Linked DNA regions of Homo sapiens: region 1 is linked to region 2. Evidence: chromatin loops called from intact Hi-C (ENCODE). Cell type or tissue: mammary epithelial cell. All regions are shown on one strand. Links, peaks and the distances in the headings refer to the core of each region. The heading gives the core; the rest is flanking DNA. Region 1 overlaps CAMK1D (calcium/calmodulin dependent protein kinase ID). Region 2 overlaps CAMK1D (calcium/calmodulin dependent protein kinase ID).

Region 1 (5,379 bases), core at 123-5,122, 55 kb before region 2:
TAGTGCAATGCCTAGGATCATTTTGGCCTGTGTTCCTGATGCTTCATTATCTCGTTTGAATGAAAGAGCAGCACTGGGTCCTCCAATTTCAGTAGGTGCTATTCAGGGCACCTGTTGGCTTGACATGGTCATGGGTTTGAGTTGTGAAATATGGACCCTTCCATGTGGGTATCAGCACAGAGAAAGCACAGGACATTAGTGGTAGGAAAGAAAAAAGAAACAATACCTTTCCCCTAGATTCCAGTGCATTATTTTGTTTCCCTTCCACTTACTTATCCTCATATAAATGCAAGTGTTCAGAGCTAGAAACCTCAAAGATGCTTCCTGAATTCAAGCCCAGCGTCTTCAATCTGGGGCACAGAGTATGTGAAGGAAGCTGCAGGATACACCCCAGCAGTTCTGTGTCATTAACAGTATTTCATACAGGAATAGCTTCTAAATTCACCTTGTAAGCATCCACAGTGAATCTGAAACAAGCTTTCTGAGATTTCCCTTTCTAAGGTGATTTGGTGTATGTGGGTTCTCACATCAGTGAAGCTAGGAAATCCAAGCTACAAGAGTTAATCTCTGTTTCAAGGCGGGTAAACACCTTAATGTTTTCTGAGACTCCTGGTGCTAATTTTCATGTTTAAAATGCCCACAGAAATATATATTACCCTTTGACAAAAAGTTACCAAAAGATTCAAAGAAGGAAATGACAGTATTCCTTTAAATGTGTTAGTGTTTCAAAGTCTTGCTAAGAAATAGTAGAAGAAGTATTACTAATACTACTTGCTAAGAAATATTAGTTGCTAATACTATTATACTTGCTAAGAAATGTTATTTTTTTCATATTCTTATCCTGAGAGGAGTAATGGGTTGGCCATGTAGCCTTAAATCTTTATCCTTAGGACACCCTGGATCTTAACCTTTAAAAATCAGACTTATTATCAAATAAATGTATTCAGCCTAGATAAATTTAAAATGGGCACGGAAGCCACGAAGTTATCAGCTCTGAAGTATCTAAAGTTGAACCCTTTCCCATGACCTAAGATTCTCAGTAATTTAGTAATAAATGACTTACCAGTGGTTCTCAAACTTGGCTGCACGTTTGAATCACTGGAGAAACTATAAAGAACTTGTTACGCCTAGGCCACGCCGCAGGCCAATCAAATCATAATCTCCAAAAATGTTCCAGTTATTAGTACATTTGGAACTCCTCAGATAATTCTAGCACGTATCTGAGCTTGAGACCCATTGGATTAGGCCGTTCCTGCATTGCTATACAGAAATACCTGAGCCTGGGTAATTTATAGGAAAAGAGGTTTAATTGGCTCACAGTTCTGCAGGCTGTACAGGAAGCATAGTGCTGGCATCTGCTCGGCTTTTAGGGAGACCTCAGGAAACTTACACTCATGATGGAAGGCAAAGGGGGAGCAGGCATGTCACATGGTGAAAGCAGGATCGAGAGAGAGTGGGAGGGGGAGGTGCCACACAAGAAGCCACTGTCGCAAAGACAGCACCAAGCCATGAGGGATCCACCCCCATGACTTGAACACTGCCCTCTAGACCCCATGTTCAAGCATTGAGGATTGAAATTCAAGATGAGATTTGGGCAAGAAAAACTATCCAAACTGTATCACCCATTCACTGGTAACTTCTCATGGATGGTAACAGAAATAGGAAAGAAATACACAGTCAAATCTTAGAACCTTTTTTCATTCTGGTGTGTAGCTTTGGAATGTCTGGAGTCTGTAAGACTTTTGGAAGGTGAGAATTAATTGTTCATTCATTCATTCATTCTTCCATAAACATTCCTTGAGTGTTGATATGTGCTGGATTTTTCACACTGGATTTTTCACACTGAACTGGACCTAACTTATTTCTCCTTTGGTCGAAAGACCGCCAGGCCTCAGCTGGACCTCTAGAGCCATTCTAGACAAGAGCAAATCACTTGGGCGTTTCTGTATTAGTCCAGGCATTGTGGATGCTGATGTGGGAGAAGGAAAAGTGGGTCTTTTCTGTGTAAACAACTTCATGTCTCAAGAAAATTCTGTTCTGTGTCCAGCTGACAAACTTGTCTGTGCAGATAAAGAACCTATTGATGCACAAGTTGTCACCAGGCTTCTGTGTAGCAAAGACTATTCCAGAGAACACTGAATATGGACTTAGAGTCAAAGTTGATGGTTCTCATAGATACCTTAATGCACTTTGCCTCATTATAAGTTTAGATTCATTGATTGTTAGAGTTGGAAGAGACCTTGGGGACTTTCTGGTCTGGCTGGTTGATTTCTAGACAAGGAAACCGAGACCCAGGAAGGGGATGTGACCAGAATGTGGTCATAGTGTCAGAGACAGAACCAGCTCGTTGATGCCCCTCCTGTGGGACCATTACAGGCTCTAGCACTGCATCCCTACACATATGAGTGCTAGCTATGCCCCCACAGTGGGTACCCTGCATTGTACTAAGGAGGCCTGGGGTGCTATTAAGAAAATACCTTCAGGACCAGCCTGGGTAACATGGTGAAATCCCATCTCTACAAAAATATGCCAAAATTAGCTGGGTGTGGTGGCACATGCCTGTGGTCCTAGCTACTTGGGAGACTGAGGTGGGAGGATCACTTGAGCCTGGGAGGCAGAGGTTGCAGTGAACCGAAACCACACCACTGCGCTCCAGCCTGGGTGACGGAGTGAGAGACCCTGTTTCAAAAAAAAGAGAAAAGAAAAAAACCGCCATTTGTGCACAAGGGTTTTTATTGTCATTTGTTTGTTTGTTTATAAGGATTCAAGGAAAAACTCATTTCACAATCAGTATCAACATGTAGTACTTAATCTTTAAAAAACAACAACAAAACTAGCTTACAGACTTAAGAGCTTAGTTGATTTAGGTATCATAGTCTTGGCTCCTTAGTTGCCCATTGAGTATAGCTCCATCTTCTGGCAGCAAAGAGAGGTGATTTGAAGCTTAGGATTTTGAATTCTGCTCATTTCTTGAAGTGGCCTATGGTCTACAACACAAGATCTCTAACTATACAGTAATATGTTACATGTGTGTGTGTATATACATTTTTTTTACATAAACACATATATATACACGTGGATAGATAAATAACAAGATGACATATTTTGATGTTCATTTAACAAATGAGAAATCAAATCAGAAAGTATTTAACGACTTGTTCAAAGTCTTGCAGTTAGATGTATCAGAGCTAAGACGCAAGCTAATCTCTTGATTGCTTGTGCAATTCCACTAATCAGTATGCATTTCTTTTTGTGTGCACTTTTATGGATATATTTTGGTAAACTTGGTGAACTTGGTTAATGATTTTCATCAAGAACTTTTTAAAAGCACCTTTCTGGCCAGGCACGGTGGCTCATGCCTGTAATCCCAGCACTTTGGGAGGCCGAGGCAGGCTGATCACGAGGTCAAGAGATCGAGACCATCCTGGCCAACATGGTGAAACCCCGTCTCTACTAAAAATACAAAAATTAGCTGAGTGTGGTGGCGCATGCCTGTAGTTCCAGCTACTCGGGAGGCTGAGGCAGGAGAATCGCTTGAACCTAGGAGGCTGAGGTTGCATTGAGCTGAGATTGTGCCACTGCACTCCAGCCTAGTGATGGAGAGAGACTCTGTCTCATAAAAATAAATAAATAAATAAATAAATAAATAAAAACACCTTTCTGTAAAAGTTGGGCAATACAACAGTTTAGCAACTTGACTGTTCTTGGGTTCAGTGAGAGAATGAAGCGCTAATGCTTAAGACATTTATTGTCTACACTAAATTAACTTTCTCCTTTGCAGCTAGAATGGTGCTGTCTTGGAGGACTGAGAAAGTAGTCACTTGAATCATTTTCTGTGTTCTGTGGTTCAGATGAAGAGCCCCAGTTGAGGAAAAACTGGAAAGTGAGAATCTTCTACTCTAGTACTTTCTGAAGTGTTTACTCACTGGTTTGATATGTATCCCTCTAGATGTTTTACTCTGCCTGTAAGATCATTTAAATATACACACACACATTTACATACAAACAGATACCTGGATACAATGCAGTACAGACAGCAAGGTGATCCAAGAACTGGGGTGGGCCAGGTGCGGTGGCTCACACCTGTAATCCCAGCACCTTGGGAGGCTGAGGCGGGCGGATCAACTGAGGCCAGGAGTTCGAGACAGCCTGACCAATGTGGTGAAACCCTGTCTCTACTAAAAATACAAAAATTAGCTGGGCATGGTGGCACGTACCTGTAGTCCTAGCTACTCGGGAGGCTGAGAGGAGAATTGCTTGAGCCCAGGAGGTGGAGGTTGCAGTGAGCCGAGATCGTGCCACTGCACTCCAGCCTGGGTGACAGAATGAGACTCTGTCTCAAAAAAAACAAAGAACTGGGGTGACCCAGAGGAAAGGTGATTGGTGCTGCAAGCTGTGAGAAACAGCAAAGGGTTCTCAGTGGAGGTGATAGAGAAATGAGTCTTAAAGGATGAGTATTTTCGTAAGAAGACAGGAGAGTGATGAGCACACTCAGAGACGAAGGTGTGCATGGCTGGGGAGGGCGGGGTGTGCGAGACCTGCCGGGGTTCAGTAAAATGTTGGTGTGGGGCAGGGTGGAAGATGATGTGGGATGGGCAAGTAAAGACCAAGTGATAGGGGAGGGGGGCAGGGAAGTGCTTGGGAAAGGGAAAGTCATGGTCCATGCCTAGTGCTCCACCCCCAGGCCTATGTGCACAAAACTAGGTAAGGACAGGCATTTCTGTTTTTGTGCCCAAATGTTGCCTTCCCCAAGACCACCCTGGCCCACCATGTCCCCATCCTGTGCCTATAAAAACCCTGAGACCCTAGTGGGCACACACACAAATGGCTGGACATCAAGAGGAATGCACCGGCAGACCCACAGGCAGCAGAAGACACCATCAGGCCATTGACCAGCAGAAGGACGTGGAGTTTGGCTGGGGCAGTTGGAGGAGAGCCCAGCCGCTGGGCAGCATGACTCCAGGGGAAACCACCTTCCCACTCCATTCCCCTTCTGGCCTCCCCTTCCACCTCACTGAGAGCTACCACTCCATAAGAAACTTTGCACTCATTCTCCAAGCCCACGTGTGATCCGATTTTTCCGGTACACCAAGGCAAGAACCCCAGGATACAGAAAGCCCTCTGTCCTTGTGATAAGGCAGAGGGTCTAATAGAGCTGATTAACACAAGCTGCTTACAGATGGCAAAACTAAAAGAGCACCCTGTAACACATGCCCACTGGGGCTTCGGAAGCTGTAAGCATTCACCCCAGATGCTGCTGTGGGGTCGGAGGCCCACAGCCTGCCCGTCTGCATGCTCCCCTAGGATTATCAACAGCTGGCACTGAGAACGTGAGCCAGTCCCCCTGTCGCACACCCTGCAAGTGGGATAAGGGAACTT
Region 2 (5,379 bases), core at 203-5,202:
TGGGCTGTTTTCTTCTATTCATTTTGAGGTTGTTAGGGACTCTTTGGTAATAGGATCTTCCTAATCTACGATATTATTGGTTATTAAATATGGATGACTTGTTTGATGTAGTGGGGCTTGTTTTCAATGATCCCATTAGGCCAGGCGTGGTGGCTCATATCTGTAATCCCAGCACTTTGAGAGGCCGAGGCAGGAGGATCACTTGAAGTCAGTGAGCCACCACGCCCGACCCGGAGTTGCATCTCTTAACGGCATCCCAGTTCGAGTCTCAGCCAAGGGAGCAGGCACCCATGCCCTGGGGCCTGAACTGTGGCATGGGAGTGGGGGGCACAGATCTTTTGGCAGAAGGTGGCTACCCAGGTCCAAGCCTCAGACATCTTTCCTCCTTGTCAGACCTTCCTCCTGGGTGAGTCACCTATGTGGGGGGCGGGTGAGAACCTCTTTGTGGAGGCTCTGGGAAAGCCGACTTGGAGCTTGGAGCCTCCACAGTTATATAAATGGAAAATTAGAAAAAAACAAAAAGGCCTTGTGGGCTTGTAAAGATGGAATACATTGTAGCTGAGAAAATTCTTGGCTGAGAAAATGTGAGGAGTGCTAAGGCCGTGGTTGGAGGATTTTTTTTTTTTTCTTGGTAAAGGGAGACAGTGGCTGCAGAAGGCACCAGCTGTCCCCACCTCTTTGCCATTGTTGAAACAAACTCGCAAATGGAAAGGACTTTGCAATGCAGAGTCTAAGGAGGGAAAATGAAAATATGACAGATACAAAGAACTGAATGCATTCTGAAATCTTAGGGGAATAAAAATATCTAGTATTGAGACAGCCCAAAGCTAAGAGTCTGCAAACTCAGAAACAGCAAGAAGCTTTTTCACAAGAAAAGGAAACTTAGTGCTCTAGGTACATAGAGGTGGAGAGGAGGGCCTGTGTGTTTTAATCTGTCACCCGATATCTTGTATAGCTGTAGGATTATGGAGTGATTCAGTTTCCTCTCTGTAGCAACATCCATGAAAATATCTATTTACTTACTGCCTCGGGAAAACATTCAAATTTATGATTTAATCAGCTTCAAAGTATTTCTGCTGAGTTTTGTTACTTTGTTTAACTTTTTTATTATGTGGTAGCTGGTGGATTGTAGGCATATTTAGCAGTTGGGAAATGTCTAAGGAAAGATTACCTTTGATAAAAAGCCAGTAGGAAGGGAATTGAAGGACGCAGAGTCGATGCCTGCAGTTTCTTGTTTTTGTTTCCCCAGCTCTGGAGTCAGACTGCATAGGTTTGCATCCTGACTCTTCAAGTTACCGTGTGACTTTGAGCAAACTTCTTAACTTTTCTGTGCCTCAGTTTCCTCTAAAATGTGATCATAGTTGTATTTACCTCAGAGATTGTCATGAGGATTAAATGAAATACTATATAAATGCTTAGAGCAGTATATCATCTTTCAGAAGAAAATTAAGTGTTACCGTTTGTAACTATCAGCTTCACAGACACTTAACTTCTTCTTTAATTTTCCCACTTAGAACCTAAAGTATATTTCTGTAAATGGGCACAACAGCTGGATCCCGACGTAATGACATTGATTTACGTTGTAAGTAACACACTACTGCCACCAGAGTATTTCTGGACAGTGTCTTGATAACTTTCGGTAATTTGGCTGTACCCTGTCATTCATTCCGTACATGTTTATTGAGCATCTATTATATGCTAGAAATGACATGAGCTATGGAAAATATGAACATGAAAAATAAAGAGCCCACAGATTAGTGACAAAGACAGAGAAGAAACAAATGCCTTCGATACAGTCTTTTGTACGTCAAAGTTTTTAGCCCTCTTGACAGTGGCTTGAGAGACCAGGTGTACAGACTTCTTTCGGGCTCAGGTCCTGCAAGTTGTGGGATGGGGGCCAGGATAATTTGCCACCAGCAAGCTTGGATTCAGCCACCTGCTGCTGCCCAGAATGCGATCCAACCTTTCCCAGTGAAAATGCAACCTTAGGAGTCAGGACCCAGGCAAGAGGGGGAGTGTGTAAAGACCTACACTGTATTCCACTAAGAACAAATAACTAATCACACAGCAGAACCTCTGGTATATAAACAAAGACATCCAGGCTGAACACAACCCCACCGGCGATATGTACCTCCGAGTGTACACCAGGGTATATAAAAAGTTATCCAAATGTCTGTTGCCTTTGACATTTGATCAATCACTATTGGAGTTTTCATCAACTTGTTCAGACTATATACCATGGATCTTTGCTGGGTGGATTAAGGTTTTGAATGTATTGCTTGTGTATTTCATCATGCAGTCAAAATCCACCTCCCACATAAGCCTGTTGTTGGATAGAGCTCCCAGTCATGAAAGTCTGTCCTCTTTTTCTCCCCTTCTATTTCTTGGTATTAATTTCAGCTTAATCAAGTCTTCTGGCCCTGTGATTCCAGGAACAGTTGGGTTCTGGCTAAAAGCAAAAGAGAAAACCGCCTGTTTCAGTCGCATAAGGTGATGTGGCAAGAACTTGTTTCTGAGGAATCCAAGATCTAGCCATTTTCAGCAGTGGTCATAGGGGACTGGAACGGGGGCGCCACCTGCAGGCTAAGGGGGAAAACACAGAGCGAGAAACTGAACCTTGCTTTAGGGGACAGGCATTTAAAGGCAAAGGAAATTCAGTCCCTCTGTGATAGACAGTAATGAACTCAGCAGGCTGTCTTGTAGATAAATATGCATGAGAATGCATCGTTGGAAGAGCTCTCACGTATTCCCTTCATTCCTGCCTTTTGGAGTTTCAGAATGTTTTACATTTTATGTTCATTTATATTTTTCTTTGTCAGAGTATGGAGATCCTAAAATCATCTGCCAGGGTATTTGCTGCTTCTTGGTACTGCTTGCTGCTCTTTTCAGAGAGAGCAGTGCCAGGTAAAATATTCTGCATTCTCATAAGAAGAGGTGAATGTCATTGCGTTCCCTGTTAATATGAGGCAGGGAAGGACGCTCTGGCCCGGAGCCGGAGTCCTCACACCACTTTGGTCTCTGTCCTTTCTAGCAGATCTAAATATCTACTCTGTCTACACCCTGTTTTTACAGAAACACCAGTGCTAGTCTAGAATGAAGGCAACATTGACAGCAGTGATGATCAAACGTTCGTTTTTCAATATGCCATGAAAAATAACTTGGTCCAAAATAAAATTCTGTCCTTATATTTCTATTTAGATGTATACCTCCCATAAAGGTAAAATGTTTTTCTCAGACGTAATTTCAGATTTTCTGTGTGCCCTACCAACAGATCAGGTTTCTCCTAAGTTTTTCAGTGGAAAATGTGATCGGCAAATGTATCAGCTGTTCCTCTGTTAGCTTTGTTGATTGATGCTTTTGAGGGGCAGAGTAGGTTTATTTGCTGATTTGTGCATTTTATCAGGTACAAAGGACATAGCAGATGTGGAAGATGCTTTTAAGAACTTCACCAAGAAGCTTGAGGGCCACCCTAAGGGAAGCTCCGCTCTCCTTCAACTGAAGCTCTCCAGGGACAATAGGAGCTGATGTTTTTGGAAGCGTCACACTGCTGGGGTCAGTGTTGCAGGTTCAGGAATGTCAGGATGCAGCCCTGTGTCTAGAGTACTCACAGCTAGGACAGGCGCACACATAACTATAATACCAAGCCAGCCTGCAGCAGCGCCATGGAGGGGCACACAGGGTGAAGAAGGGTGTCTTAGCTGGAATTGCTACAACAGAACGCTGTAGACTGGGCAGCTTCAATGTGGATGTGTATTTCTCACAGTTCTGGAGGGTGGAAGTTCCAGAGCAAGGTGGTGGCTGATTCACTTCCTGGTGAGGGCTCTCTTCCTGGTTTGCAGACGGCCTCCTTCTCACTGTGTTCTCACATGGTGGACAAAAAGAGGGCTCTGGCGTCTCTTCTTATAGGGACACTAATCGCATCCTGGGGGCCCCATTTGTTTGACATCATCTAACCTGATCGTCTCCCAAAGGCTCCATCTCCTAATACCATCATACTGGGGGTTAGGGTTTCGTGTGTATTTAGGGGTAGGGGAGACTAACATTCAGTCCATAACGGAGGGGAAGATTCAGCTGTAGGATTATCAGGCTCAGAGAATTAGACTCTATTATCTCCCCCGCCTACACACACACCCCTGTACTGATGAGAAAAGTAAAGCAGCGAAGGGGAGGGTACTGAGCTTAGCAGCAGCCAGCTTCATTGTCAGTTCCATACCTGGGAGAGCCTCAGAGCCCACCCTCTGTGAAAGGAGGGAGGCATGAGCATGTAAAAAATATATACTTCTCCATGGAAAAGATGGTTTTGACATTCCCGGAGGCATGGTACCTATTTCAGATCTCCTTAGAGTTTCTGTTAAGTGGGTGCCTCCCTTTTTTTTTTGGGATGGAGTTTTGCTCTTGTTGCCCAAGCTGGAGTGCAATGGCGCCACCTTGGCTCACTGCAACCTCTGCCTTCCAGGTTCAAGCGATTCTCCTGCCTCAGCCTCCTGAGTAGCTGGGATTACAAGCGCACGCCACCAGGCCCGGCTAATTTTTTGTATTTTTAGTAGTAACAGGGTTTCACCAAGTGAGTGCTGCTTTTAAGAAGTCAAATGATAGGCAACTTGTGGACGATGCCTTTAGTTTATCTAAGTCCTGTTTCAGCTTTGAGGTTTCCATGAGTTGCGTTTTACCCTGAGGTTGGTGAAGTGCAGCATTGGGTTAACTTTGCTCCCACGAATTCCAGGGGTGCCCATTGCTAACTGGCTTCTCACAGCAATGACATTTGAGGCCGGAATGGTCTCTCTGTCGGCACGGTACACAGTTGTTCACTGGTGGCTTATTGGTCAGATCAAAAACCAAAAAGAAACAGGGAGGGAATGCGGACTAGGATCCATGTTTGTAGAAATCTGAGCAGGGAGAAAGGAAGAAAGGAGGATTGGGGGACCCCTACATGTCCTCCCTTCAGTTGCAGATGTTTGTTAGGATGTGGTCAGATGTGGGGAAGGGCAGGTGGCCATGGAAGCAGGGCCCCCAACAAGTGGCATTCACCTGGATGGATGCCCCACAGCCCAGCATCTAGACTTCAGCTGGTTTGTCAACACACCAAGTGTGGATGCTTTTGTTGGAACAGAATCCCTCAACAGAGACAGAATGCCAGTATTATTGATTCATAATAAAATGTATAATTATCCAGTGGGCTCATGTTGGCTAAGTAGCATCGTCTTTCCCCTTTAGGGCAAAAATACTTAGAAAGGCAAACTGTAATCAGAAGATCGCTTGGATGGATGGGATCAGAGCAGGAGGAGGGAACGGGGTTATGTTGACAGCTGGTACCATCAGGCTGTGATAGCTGGTCTGGAACCCTCACCTCCACTGTAAGGACATCCCTGCCACAGCCCA

Evidence for each region. A loop is a pair of places that touch in the nucleus more often than their neighbours do. Peaks named below come from ENCODE experiments on the same cell type or tissue, not always from the same donor. Only the 100,000 strongest peaks of a DNase experiment are listed, where the experiment ranks them.
Region 1: a loop joins it to region 2, with 5 times the contacts of the local background. A loop is called at or near these places in 15 of 110 quality-filtered maps.

Annotation. Positions count from the first base shown.
Region 1 is chr10:12,653,808-12,659,186 of GRCh38, forward strand. All of the region lies in intron 2 of CAMK1D (calcium/calmodulin dependent protein kinase ID), which reads left to right. Among named protein-coding and RNA genes, the nearest start is that of MIR4481, 3.3 kb to the left of the region's middle. RefSeq lists an enhancer at 2,395-2,454 and a silencer at 2,783-3,077. In mammary epithelial cell, for the core only: a CTCF peak has its summit at 2,908 (motif pointing left); no DNase peak of the experiment used is centred there.
Region 2 is chr10:12,708,710-12,714,088 of GRCh38, forward strand. All of the region lies in intron 3 of CAMK1D (calcium/calmodulin dependent protein kinase ID), which reads left to right. Among named protein-coding and RNA genes, the nearest start is that of MIR548Q, 14 kb to the right of the region's middle. In mammary epithelial cell, for the core only: a CTCF peak has its summit at 2,579 (motif pointing left); a DNase peak (open chromatin) is centred at 2,542; H3K27ac peaks cover 327 bases.